Regions from separate parts of the Homo sapiens genome. Here region 2 is linked to region 1. The links are chromatin contacts, found by Hi-C in ENCODE. All regions are on one chromosome and are shown on one strand. Each heading gives the region's core, a stretch centred on a gene start or an enhancer-like site at or near the end of the contact. The rest is flanking DNA. Distances are from core to core; before and after follow the strand shown. Region 1 has its middle 92 kb from the start of MIR3977. Region 2 holds the start of VCAN-AS1 (VCAN antisense RNA 1).

Region 1 (6,287 bases), core at 543-3,042:
ATGCTTAACCAATGAGATGGAGTCTGACTGTTCTGCCAATTTGGGGAGTCTAGGATGTGAACATTAATTACATATAGTGAACAGATCATGGCTCACTAAAACCGATTTGTTAAATCAGTCTTTAAAATGTTTTCTGTTAAAATGGAAAAAGGTTTTGCAATCTACCCATCTGACAAAGGTCTAACATCCAGAATCTACAAGGAACTTAAAAATATGTACAGGAAAAAAACAGACAACCCTATCTAAAAGTGGGTGAAGGATATGAACAGACACTTCTCAAAACAAGACATTTACGTGGCCAACAAATATATGAAAAAAAGCTCATCATCATTGGTCATTAGAGAAATGCAAATCAAAACCACAATGAGGTACCATCTCATGCCATTAGAATGGCAATCATTAAAAAGTCTGGAAGCAACAGCTACTGGTGAGGATGTGGAGAAATAGGAACACTTTTATACTATTGGTGGGAGTGTAAATTAGTTCAACCATTGTGGAAGACAGTGTGATGATTCCTCAAGGATCTAGAACCAGAAATACCATTTGACCTAGCAATCCCATTGCTGGATATATACCCAAAGGATTATAAATCATTCTACTATAAAGACACATGCACATGTATGTTTATTGTAGCACTATTCACAATAGCAAAGACTTGGAACCAACCAAAATTCCCATCAATGATAGACTGGATAAAGAAAATGTGGCACATATACACCATGGAATACTATGCAGACATAAAAAAGAATGAGTTTATGTTCTTTGCAGGTACATGGATGAAGCTGGAAGCAGCCATCATTCTCAGCAAACTAACACAGGAACAGAAAACCAAAAACTGCATTTTCTCACTCATAAGTGGGAGTTGAAGAATGGGAACACATGGACACAGGGAGGGGGACATCACACACTGGGGCCTGATGGGGGGTTGGGGGCAAGGGGAAGGAGAGCATTAGGACAAATACTAATGCATGTGGGCTTAAAACCTGGATGAAGGGTCAATAGGTGCAATAAACCACCATGGCACATGTATATCTATGTAACAAACCTGCACATTCTGCACATGTATCCCAGAAATTAAAGTAAAATTTAAAAAAATAAAGTTTTCTGTTTGTTTCTTTAAATCTAGGGTTAAAAAAGACATGATTCTCCCTAAGTGTCTGCATTTGACCCCAGTAAAGAGGGTTGCCCGTGCAGGATTGGTTAGTGGTGTTCTCAGGGCTGATGAGCAAACAGACCTGCTGGGAACACCCAGCACAGTGGTGGCAGAGTCTCTGGTTCTGATGAGAGATGTTTTAACATGGTTTTGGTTCAATTTTCATTTTTCTTCCCTCATTTTTACTTTGCTGTTGAAATTATTTCAGTTTTAGAGTCCCATTGAAAGTTCCAACTGTGTGTCATGTGCTATGTGTTTATTCATATTCTTGTTAAAAATGTTATTTGCATATTTGCATCTCAAACAAGGAAAAATACAATGGGGTTTTATTTTATTTAGTTAGAATTTCCTGAGTCCCCAAGGGAATTAGAATTAGGGTTGGCAGTTCAAACAATACATCCTGTATAAAAGTTATAGCACAATGAAGGCATCTATAGAGACTAAGTCCACACGCCACAAAGGCTACAAATCTCTATCAGTAAGGTCAGCATGTCTGTGGTCAAAGCATCTTCAATGACCTTCCTGAAATATCTGGTTCTTTTCTTTTGAAGAAAATGCTTCGTGAGGTATCGATGTGCCAGTGTCTCAAGCAATGTGTGGGTCGCTGTGGTAAGCGATTCCATTCTGCCCTTGTGGAACAAGCAATGCATTGTAACCTCTAACAGAAAACTCCAGCTGTCCCTTTACACGCCAGTCTTTTTGGCAAATGTTCAGATTTTTTTTCCCCCTTGAATAGTCATAATTCATACAGAAAGCCAGACACACAGATTTTTTTTTTTCAACTGACTTTGTCTCTTTGGCTATCTTATCCCTTATTGCTCCATGCAAACCTACCCCTCCACTTTGGTAAACTAGATGGAATCATTTCCACGAACCAGTAAATACAAAATTAAAAAAATTCACTGTTTGAGATATGTACAACATTTATTACCATTTTTGATTCAAGTAGAGAGGAAAATTGCGTAAATCGGTCATTAGGAGCTGCAGGTGTGCTTGGAGAGGCAGAAGCCTTCTTATTCAGAAACCATAGATAATCCCTCTTATAAAACTTTCTCAGTTGTAATTTTTTTTTTCATTCCTTGGGGAAATGCTGTAAGCAGGAAATCGCATATGTGTATTAAAAGTGAGGTGATAAGCCAATTTTACCAGACGGTACTTTCGGGAAATGACTGTGAATTTTAAAATTGTGTGGCTCTTCAAAATTTTCTGATTTACTTGAATTCAATTTTAACCAATTCATATGATATATGATGAACTCATTTCATGTGCACCTCTTTCTACATGCCTGTGGATAAGCTTTTACAAAAATAATGTTGTTTGAATTGGCAGGAAGTTTCTATTTCCTGTCCTGAAGTATGCTGTGAGTGAGGAGAACATCTGAGCAGGGGCCTTTTCCTTTATTTCTCCCCCTTTGTCTTTGTCTCATGAACTGTGCTTTCTGAGTTCTTACTGAAGCACAGGAACCCACGTGAGAAGACAGCTAAGTGAGGCTCATTGATGAGCATTTTTTTCTTCTACACTGCTGACCTGAGATGGGTCTGGTTTTGAGGAGTAAGTATGTCTTGGGTGACTGTTGTGCACTCGGCTCTCTGCCAAGTGTTAGAAACACAGTTCTCACCCTCAAGGAGCTTAATATCTCACAGGCAGAGCAGGTTATACACATCTCCTAGGTATACAGCCACATACAGTAGGAATTTTCAGGGACCCAAATGAATGGAGCAGGTGGAAGAATCTACATGTGCCCGGGCAGGAGCTGGCGGCAAAGGCTGGGGCAAGGGCTCAGTGGAGGAAGAGATGGGAGAAATGAGTTGGCTTTCATGGTGGACAGGGCTTGGGGTGTCAAAGGATGAATATGGAGGAAAAACCATGAGCCAAGGAGAAATCATTCTTGTGTTTTTGGATTTGTCCCTTGCGGGGCTTAGATGCCAGGCAGAAGAGTGTGTGTACTTTATGACATGGGCAGGAGAGAACCTGCTGAGGAATCAAAAGCAGGTTATTGCCACAGATATGGACCTTGTCTGATACTGTCTAGACTGGATCTTTTTAGCTCCAGGATTCTTAAGCCTTTGCAGAAGTCTGTTTTGGATTCTGTGCTGTGTCTCCCAGATCCTCAAAGGACAAATTCCTCCAGCTGCTGGGAATGATGCCAGCAGATGGGCTTCCATTGTCAGCCCTCTCTGGGTCTTTCCTCAGTTGAAGAGACCTGCCCCTTCCCAGGCCAGTCCACATCTAAAAACTGGTCAGTGGGGTGGGAACGGGTATAAAGGCCTTGTGCCCTTTTTCCCATTTGGGAAGTCTCTGAAGGGCTATGCTGGGTTCAAGGTCACCCATGGGGTGTGCAGAGGTCTTGTTATAATTGCTCTGCAGCCTGATTTCTCTCTCTGCCCAATCCTGCTTCCTTCCTTCCTTCCCCTTCTGCAGTGATTGACCATGAGAGTTTTGCCTGATGAACCTCCTGCCTATTAACCTGCATCCCAGAATCTGCTTCCTAGACAATCCAACCTGAAACAATGTGATCTTCCCTTGCTCCTACAAGTCATGGATAAAGCTTCTTTTTGGTGGTTTTGGTGGTTTTTCACCATATTGCTGAGTCTTGTGGCAAACTGACAGAAATATGATCCTCCCCCAAAGAATTAACAGTTGTTCACTAAACACAGTGTTTGAGGCACAGTACTAGACAGCATGGAGCAGTCTTGTGTAGATCCTGCAGCCTAGAAATAATGCCACAGACAGCATACACAGGTGGAAATGAACTGCACACACAGGGAGACTCGAGGAAGGCAAGTCTAATGTGTGGTGGAATGAGTAGGGAAAAGTTCACGGAAGACCTTATAGGAGGGGAGGATTCGGGAGAGGCGAAGAGGAGCGACATATGCAGAAAACTCCAGTTAGAGATAGAAAATAAACGAATTTGGAAACTTGTATTTTAGGGAAATGTTTGAAATCAATAACTCTGTCAGGACTAGAGCAATTATCTTGGAAAAAAAGAGCTAAGGCTGGAAGAGGTGGAGCTGTATTGTGCAGGAATACAGGAGGTTTTGAGTAGTCAGTGTCCTCTAAAGTGACATCTTGCTCCAAAGCCCCCCAGCAGAGTGTGATATTTCAGCTAGAGACTAGTTTCCAATGGGTAGGTGCTTTTACAAACATACTCGGGGACTAGGAAGGTTACTGGGACACTGAAGTCTCCAGAAAATGTCAGTGACTTGGAAACAAAAGGTGGTGAGCATCCCCAAAATCTCACCTAATAATAAGAAAATGATTCTTAAAAGCACTCCTTTCAGTTTTATCCTCTCCAGATTCTGAGGCAGGAGGAAACTGCTGCATAAAGAGTTTTCTAATTTGCATAATTATGAACCTTCAGCTATTAAGTAGACAAGCTGCGATTTAAACCCAGGTTGCCTGACTCCACAGCAGACCTACTTAACCAGTCCACAATATTATCCTTTGCTGGAGTTGTTATAATAATTCTGGTGAAAAGGGAGGGGGGGAATTAAAAAATAGTTTTTGTTTTTTATTTTCATCCCAAGTGATTTATTTTTTTCTTCTCCTCTGAATATATGTGTTCTAATTTTTAGATTCTGTATGCTCATAGATGTGTTTCTTATTCATAACTTTAGTTTGACATAATGCCTTATAGCTCTGAGTCCATCTTAAGGCCCCGACTGCCTCATGGTGCATTCTTCCATGCAGTTTATCAACTTCAGCTTCCACTGGATATTTCCTAGATTAAATTCTCAAGAGGAAATACATTTGGTCTAGCTTATCTTTTAGGACAAGACAATGTCACAAGTCACTGCCAGATAATTAGATGTCCTTGGGTCCCCGTGTTCATCTCAATCCAATCAGCCACCATTACTGGGCAGCGGGAGGGGGTGGCGTGCAGGAGAGAGAAAATGTGGCTACCCAGGCATAAGAGGCTGTGGGTGTGGAAATTTTTCTATGAGCTAGGCAGGCACTGCTGTCAGGCTGAATGCAAGGGGATAAAGCCATAAGGAGATACTCTTCAGTCCTAGGTGACAAGACCTTTCTCCTTAAATCCTTCAGAAGAGTTTGGTGGGAAGGAGCATGAAGTCTTGCTAAGGCTCCCAACCACCTTCCCCTCTCTTACCCCTACCATCAGCCCCCTGAAAGAAGGAACCCTGTAGTCTCCATAGAATCTAGCTAGTGCTTTGATAATTAAATATTTGTTTCAATCCAAAGGTAGAAAAAGTAAGTAGAAAAATTTTTTTAACCTTTTTTCTTGGTGGCTTTTTGATCTTGTCGGAGATGAACAAGGATCTCAACAGGATTAGACGAATTCTGGACTCGAGGTATTACTATTGAGTTAAAGCTCAACTGATACGCAGTCAACTTTCTTCAAAAACAGGGGTTGCTGACTCTTTACAACCTTAAGATCCTGCATAATTTACATTCATCATAAATGTCTTATTTTTGCCACCACTGAACCATTTTCAAATTGCTTTTTACTTAACCTAATAATCCAAACCTTGATGTCAAGAATGATTCATAAACGGTGACTGAAAACATCTGAAGCAGCAGAATCCAATTTAAAGTAAGGAAAGAGACTACTGATGCTAACAGAAATCACTTTCAGAATGCAGGTGGTGTTGTATTGAACCTGTTTAAATATTAAATGGAGGGTTAACAATACATCCATAAGAAGAGGTCAACTGAAAGCATGTTTTATAAAAATCATAGTTTTGATTTATAGTTAAGCCACTGGTCCCCAGCCAGTGTTATGGTGACAATTTTGCTTCTGGGGGACACCTAGCCATGTCTGGAGACAGTTTTGGTTGCCGCAGTGGAGGGTAAGGATGGGAAGGTACTCCTAGCATCCAGTAGGTATAGACAGGGATGCTGCTACACACCCTGCAATGCACAGGACAACACCCACAACAAATAATTATCCAGCCCCAAATGTCAGCAGTGCCAGAAACCCTGTGTAAACCACAGTAGGAGTTTGATGGTGCACCATGCACTGACTCACTAAGAATCACCAGCTTTTTGGGTGACATCAAGCCTTAATGGGTTGGTATTTTTATAGCACGTAGCTATTTTTCTTCATCAAGCTTCCACATGTGCTTTGAGTCTTGTATTAGCCTGTTCTCACACTGCTATAAAGAACTACCTGACA
Region 2 (6,019 bases), core at 3,429-5,928, 810 kb before region 1:
GGACAAAATCTAACAGCTAATAAGTATGTTTCTCTTCACAAACTAGAGAACTCATTGTGAACCATTCCTAACAGGGTGAAAACTCAGAGCAGACTGAAGCTATTCATTGAAGTCTATCGAACTCTAAATGTTTCGATTATTTTGTTCCAAATAATCTGTACTTGTCAAAAATTTATTTCTGTCTCACAATAACACAAAAGAGAAGACTCATCCTGCAGGTCTTCTGCAGTGCACATGACTTCTGTGCATGCCAGCATCCTTAACCCTCAGAGAGTGACCTCAATTCCATGTATCTCAGAGTGATTTGACTATTTTTCTCACTCAGAATGGTTGGAGAGCTATTTCTCTCCTTCCCAGTTCTTTGCAAAGTCTCCAACTTAATTCAGTCAACATACCAGGAAAAAAAAAGATGATGGTGGGTGGGGAGAGGTCTCTGCTTTTGAAAGTTACCAACAATCTACCAAATTCAGATGGGGTTTACACTGTTCAAGGTGAATTTCTGATTACATAGTGTCTAGGAAATCCCAACTGTCATTCAGAGATATCTTTTATCATTTAAAACACACACCAGGTGGCCATGATCAATGACCTAAAATCTCAGCAGATAACTAGCATCACAAGCATGAACAAAACAAACTGATGATAAAAATGTAATGTACACTAATAGCCCTTTTCCTTATGCAGTGATGGATAACTGCCTTTTTGCAAAGGTTAAAAAAGCAGTTTTTCAGGGCCAGGTGTGGTGGCTCACGACTACAATCCCAGCATTTTGGGAGGCTGAGGCAGTTGGATCACCTGAGGTCGGGAGTTCAAGACCAGCCTGGCCAACATGGTGATGAAATCCTGTCTCTACTAAAAATAAAAAAAATTGGCCAGGCATGGTGGCAGGCACCTGTAATTCCTCGGAAGGCTGAGGCAGGAGAATCACTTAACCCGGGAGGCGGAGGTTGCAGTGAGCAAAGATCACGCCATTGCACTCCAGCCTGGGCAACAAGAGTGAGACACCGTCTCAAAAAAAAAAGAAAAAAAAAAGCAGTTTTTCAGAAATAGATAAGACTTAGAAATAAACCAGGAGGTTTTTTTTTCCTTGTGTTAAAAAATGAGTTTTCTTGGGTTCATCTTTAGTACTACTTTCAGTTGAAGAAAGGAAACCAGACCATCCAGTATCAGTTACTGCTGTCACAGTCAAGTCCCAGCTGATCCCTGCACATCACATACAGAAGCAAATTCATCTATGAGCAAAAGACTAAGAAGTTTTAAGAGCAATCGTTCTTATCAAAACCTAATCAATAACTAGGGTTTCTTTATAATACTCAACCCATTTCAAGTCATTTTCACTGAGATTCTCTAACTTGGTCAAATAACTACAAAGAATAATCAATGAGCACTGGTTCTCTAGAAGAGTCAGACACTGTTTAGAATCTTTCTATTTCTTTTCCTCTCTACTGGCTTCTAAATCATACAATATAAATAAAAAGAGACAGAATTTTCATAGACACTAGACAAAATTCAAGTTCATATTTTTGTGAGTCATAAATTTGAGACTCTGTCTCTCTCTCACACATACACACACACACACACACACACACACACACACACACCCTTACACATACAATACTTCTTGGCATTAAAGAAGTGCCTAAGACCTAAGACTTGGTAATGCTTCCATTCATACACATCTGTGTAGCAGATAATTTCCTGCCATAAATACAGTAGAGAACAAACAAAATGGTCAGCAGAGTAGACAGCAACCTACTTCTTGTGATGGGAAAACTGAGCTGTCCAATACACAGACTTGAGAGCTCACTGAGAGTTTTTACACACTAGCCAGTCATTGGGTACAGTTCAAATTTGTGCCTGAGCAAAAAGTACAAATGTTTTCATACTGCAGACCTTCAGGATCTCATGTATAACTGGGGCGGCAAATCTTGAATCTGTAACTGCCAAGGGCCTACTTTCCAACTCTCTCTCTCTATCTATCCATATATTATCTATAATTTTTCAGCTTAGGTGCAGTCACCTTTTGTTTTTTAAAATTCGCCATAGTTTAGATTACCTTAAATGGCCAATTAAAGATGATGTTTTATAGATTTTATGAATTTTGCCAAGCACATCCCTTTGAGAAAAACCATTCTTGACATGTGTGTAGTCAAGCCATTCACAATACATTATTTTAATTGTTGGGAGAACTTACTGAACTTCAAACTATAATTTGGGAGTTTTTCTCTTGAACGGTTCAGTCACTGCTCTTCACTTACTCTGTTTTCCTCCAAACATTGCTAATTTAGTTCACAGTGAAAAAAAAAAAAACATCTAAAAAACCCTGCAAAAGCCCTCTCTGTTCACCTCCCAAGGAAACTAGCCAAAGAAAACTTTCTCCAGCGTTCTACTATTGTGTATAAAGTGAAAACACAGGACAGATAGGTCCTAATATTTGCCTTAGTTGCTAGGATTTTACTAAGTATTTGACTACATGTGTTAGCTTCATGCTGCATTTGAAAAATCCTCTCATTTCACATTTAACTTTCAGGATCACAGTATCATGCAATTTATACTAGAATTAAGAAACTATTCAAAACTACAGGAACTTGATTTACAGATAGTATTATTCTTGTGTGTATCTGGGTGTAGTTCTGTGAATGTGGTTTTGAAACACAAAATACAATACGACCACTAGGTGGTGATATATATCCATTCTTACATTATGAATTAACGGCTACACCACTTAACAAAAGAGAACTTGGAATATGTCCCCCAAAATCGTAATTATGTACTCCATGTGGCAAAAATAAAAAAATAAAAATAAAAAATAAAAGATTGTCTGGGATATGTTCTCTCAGTTTTGTGAGTGAAAACACAAAGAGAACACTTTGCAAGAAGACAGACCTCGGTGAACCAGTATTTACCAACCTGACTGCATTCTATTCTGTTGCAAGCCATTCTATCCATAATCTGAATTTTCTTTCTGTCTAAAATGTTCACCTACGGTAGTTTCTTCTTTTCCACTCTGTCTTTTAAAATTATCCGATGATTTACATCAATGGTGAAATTGCATCAGAACCAAAGCCAAATGTGCAACATCCACCTAAAATCCTTAGGAGAGGTCAGATCATAGATAAACACCTAAGCACACAAATGCAATGTCTGCAGCGTGAGTCACAGTTAGTTTGTTTTTCCGTAAAAATTTATCTAGATTAGCTATGAAAACATGACACCTGCAGTAAGAGCTGACTTCTTTGTGCGCAAACTCTTTTCATCACCTGGGGCCCATATTGCCACTGCTGTACTCCCAGAGCTACAAAATTCAATCCAAACGCACTGGATACCAAGGGCAAGCAGATAACCACCGAAGTAGGAAAGCAAATTCCAAACAGAAAACACTTTCCCAAGAGGACAGGTACCTGTTTGAAACATATGCCGATAAGAAACCATCTTTTCACTAAATAACAAACAGAATAACCACTTGGGGTTAGCCTCAGCCTTTCAGAACACAGGTCAAATGGTTATCTGAAAAGAGGCTATGAGGACTACTTATTACAGAAATCAAAACATTTGGTACCTTTAAAATGACTTTTTTATCCCTAGATGGCTGGTGTACACAATAGGCATTTGTTTGCAGTCTGGAGGGGGAGTGGTGCATTTAACTTTGTCTTGTTTGTTAGGGGCAAATGACTTCCCTGCAAGGTAAAGATAAACCTTCTTCTGATCCTTGTACTTGCTTAAGGTTAGTCTAGTCTGGGTCCTTCTTTATTTATGTTTTAAGGGAGGTTATGGTTTTGCTGCTGTCTTTTAGTTGAACAGGGTAATTCGTTGACCGACAACTGAAAAGAAAAGAGCAGCTTTGTTTTAAAGGAGAAAGAGACGTTTGTTTTGGTGTCACTACCCTATGCTGGCAGCCTGGAGTTGGATCCTACAAACATGAATATGCTGAAGGGAAGAAAAACTAACTTGGGGTCTCCTGATAGTTGTTAAAGTGGCAATATGCCCATTATTTTCCTAGCTGGCAAACCTCTGTGCGGGAAAGACAATCTGGCCAGCTCTTGAGAACAGCACTAATCTTGTGTAATAGTGTGAGCTCACTGCCCTACAAAGCAGCAATTATCAACAGCATTTTCAGAAGGATGTGAGTTACTCGCACTGTGAGACCACTGTGAGAGAGGGGGCCTCAGGCAGAGGCCCAGAGAGCAACTTGCATTTAATCCATAGAATGAATGGTGCCAGTAGGCTCCTTTACCCCAAGCTTATTTGCACAGGTCTCCAGTCATGAAGGGCTGACGATCCAAATGTAAGGAGAGACTGCCAAAGCTCATTCAATATATTTTTTTTTTTTGGCCTTTTCCATGGTTATGCATTGCCTTAAACTAATTAGCAATTAGATTTAAATATCTGCATGAGATTTTAAAGTTGCACAGAAGACTGTTGGAAAAGCATCTGTGAGATGCTACTGCACTAAATCTCCTTTTCTTATTCTTTATAATAATCTTGTCAATTATAAAATGATTTTCCAGTAGTGAGTAAATATGGTTCTTCCAGCTGTTCAACCCACCACTAGCTATCTGAACTGAAAGACAAGGCAGAGAGCAGAGTTGCGTTCTAGAACTACTCTATGACTCATAATATCTCACATTTAGAATCAGAAGAATCAGTTCTTGATTCCAAATCAAATTAAACTACAACACAAGTCAAAATTTTCATTAAGAACTCAGTAGTCTTTCACAGAAGGGAATCTGAGAATTCTTCCACTCATGAGTAATGTGTTAAAGAATGAGAAAAGAGCATGTTTTCCTTGGCTTTTGGATTAATACAATAAAGCCTGTGAAGTTTAACATAATTAAATTAATGTTGATATGCAGTGTGACTTGTTCACAGAGAAATGGTATTTGACTTAGAGCTAATGCCACATCACAGCTGACATACATCCATCTGCAAATGTTGTATAGAAAGTCTTCTAAGATCTTCAGGTAGGAAAAGGAAAACTTAAATTTTTGTTGTGGGGATTGTGTTTTGCATTGTTTTTCTGTCAAATCATGTGAAATCCTTTCAAATGAGCAGAAATCTACAACAAGCTTAGAAAGCACTGGAATTAATGAATACTCCGTATTCTCTTTTCAATGTCCAAGACATCTGGGAGAGGAAGGGGAATAAGAACCTTTGTGTTTATGAAAGGGTAATAATGATACATTGCTGCAGAAAAACAATAATGGTTTATGGTCCGTGATTTGTTACTCCATTTTTTCTGCCCCTTTTAAGTGTCTCTTCCTGGGTAAGGGCTATTTCTTTATTGTTTCTACCTTTTTCAAAGCTGGCTTTTCTCACAATACTTTGCTTGACAGACTGATGTGTTTATTTATGAAAGAAGAAGAAGGAGCCTCTGGATTTAAAGTCAAATCCACACATCTGGACATTCTTGTGCATCAACTCGAATCAACTGGTGAAGGGGGACAAGTGGGTGTTGGAAATTGTAGGTATTAAGTTGCCAAAGCTGAACTATGCTTACCAAAATGAAAAACAAAATGCAAAATTGAGTTATCTTCCAGAAATATTTTTAAGAAGAATTTAAGTAATGAAGGTTAATTGTACAATTAATTGTACTAATTGTCCTATCAATTAGTTTTTTTTTTAGTTTATATCACAACTATCATAGCAAGATGAGTTGGTTAGAGCTAGAAAATAAGATATTTATGAATCTGTGATTTAGTAACTTGTTCTAGAACTTCCTGACCAGATTTGGACAAATGTAGAAGAGAGAAAGTCTCTCTGTTTTCTCCCAACTGTAGAATGGAAAGTGAGAAGAAGGAAGCTGTGATAATTTCCCAGGAAGCAGGGAAGCCAGCAGCCTCACGGGGTGTGACATTTGAGTCCTGACAATGTAGAGATGACAGAAGTAAAAAAAGTGAAGGAGATGCAGAAAATGTTTTTTAAAATGTTTAGGAATAAAGTCAGGGCTTTTTCTGCAGAACAAACTAAATATTCCAAAAACTCCCCAATATTTTAAAAATGGAATGGCAATGTCAGTTTT

What was found. Hi-C counts contacts between places; a loop is a spot of excess contacts on that map.
Region 2: a loop to region 1 is called in a map with no recorded cell type, with 2.4 times the contacts of the local background. The contact joins the promoter of VCAN-AS1 here to the enhancer-like site in region 1. A Hi-C loop is called at or near these places in 1 of 37 single-sample maps with no recorded cell type.

What each region holds. Positions count from the first base shown.
Region 1 is chr5:82,745,161-82,751,447 of GRCh38, reverse strand. No RefSeq gene overlaps it. Among named protein-coding and RNA genes, the nearest start is that of MIR3977, 92 kb to the left of the region's middle. Within about 2 kb of position 1,792, at least 2 of the 41 ENCODE cell types and tissues checked have a DNase peak (open chromatin) inside an H3K27ac peak, as active enhancers do.
Region 2 is chr5:83,560,973-83,566,991 of GRCh38, reverse strand. It overlaps VCAN-AS1 (VCAN antisense RNA 1), which reads left to right and starts at 4,678. Exons shown (of 3, transcript NR_136215.1): 1 at 4,678-4,961. The region is part of intron 12 of VCAN (versican); the gene reads right to left. It overlaps LOC124901021 (a long non-coding RNA gene), which reads right to left and starts at 4,777. Exons shown (of 2, transcript XR_007058847.1): 1 at 3,560-4,777.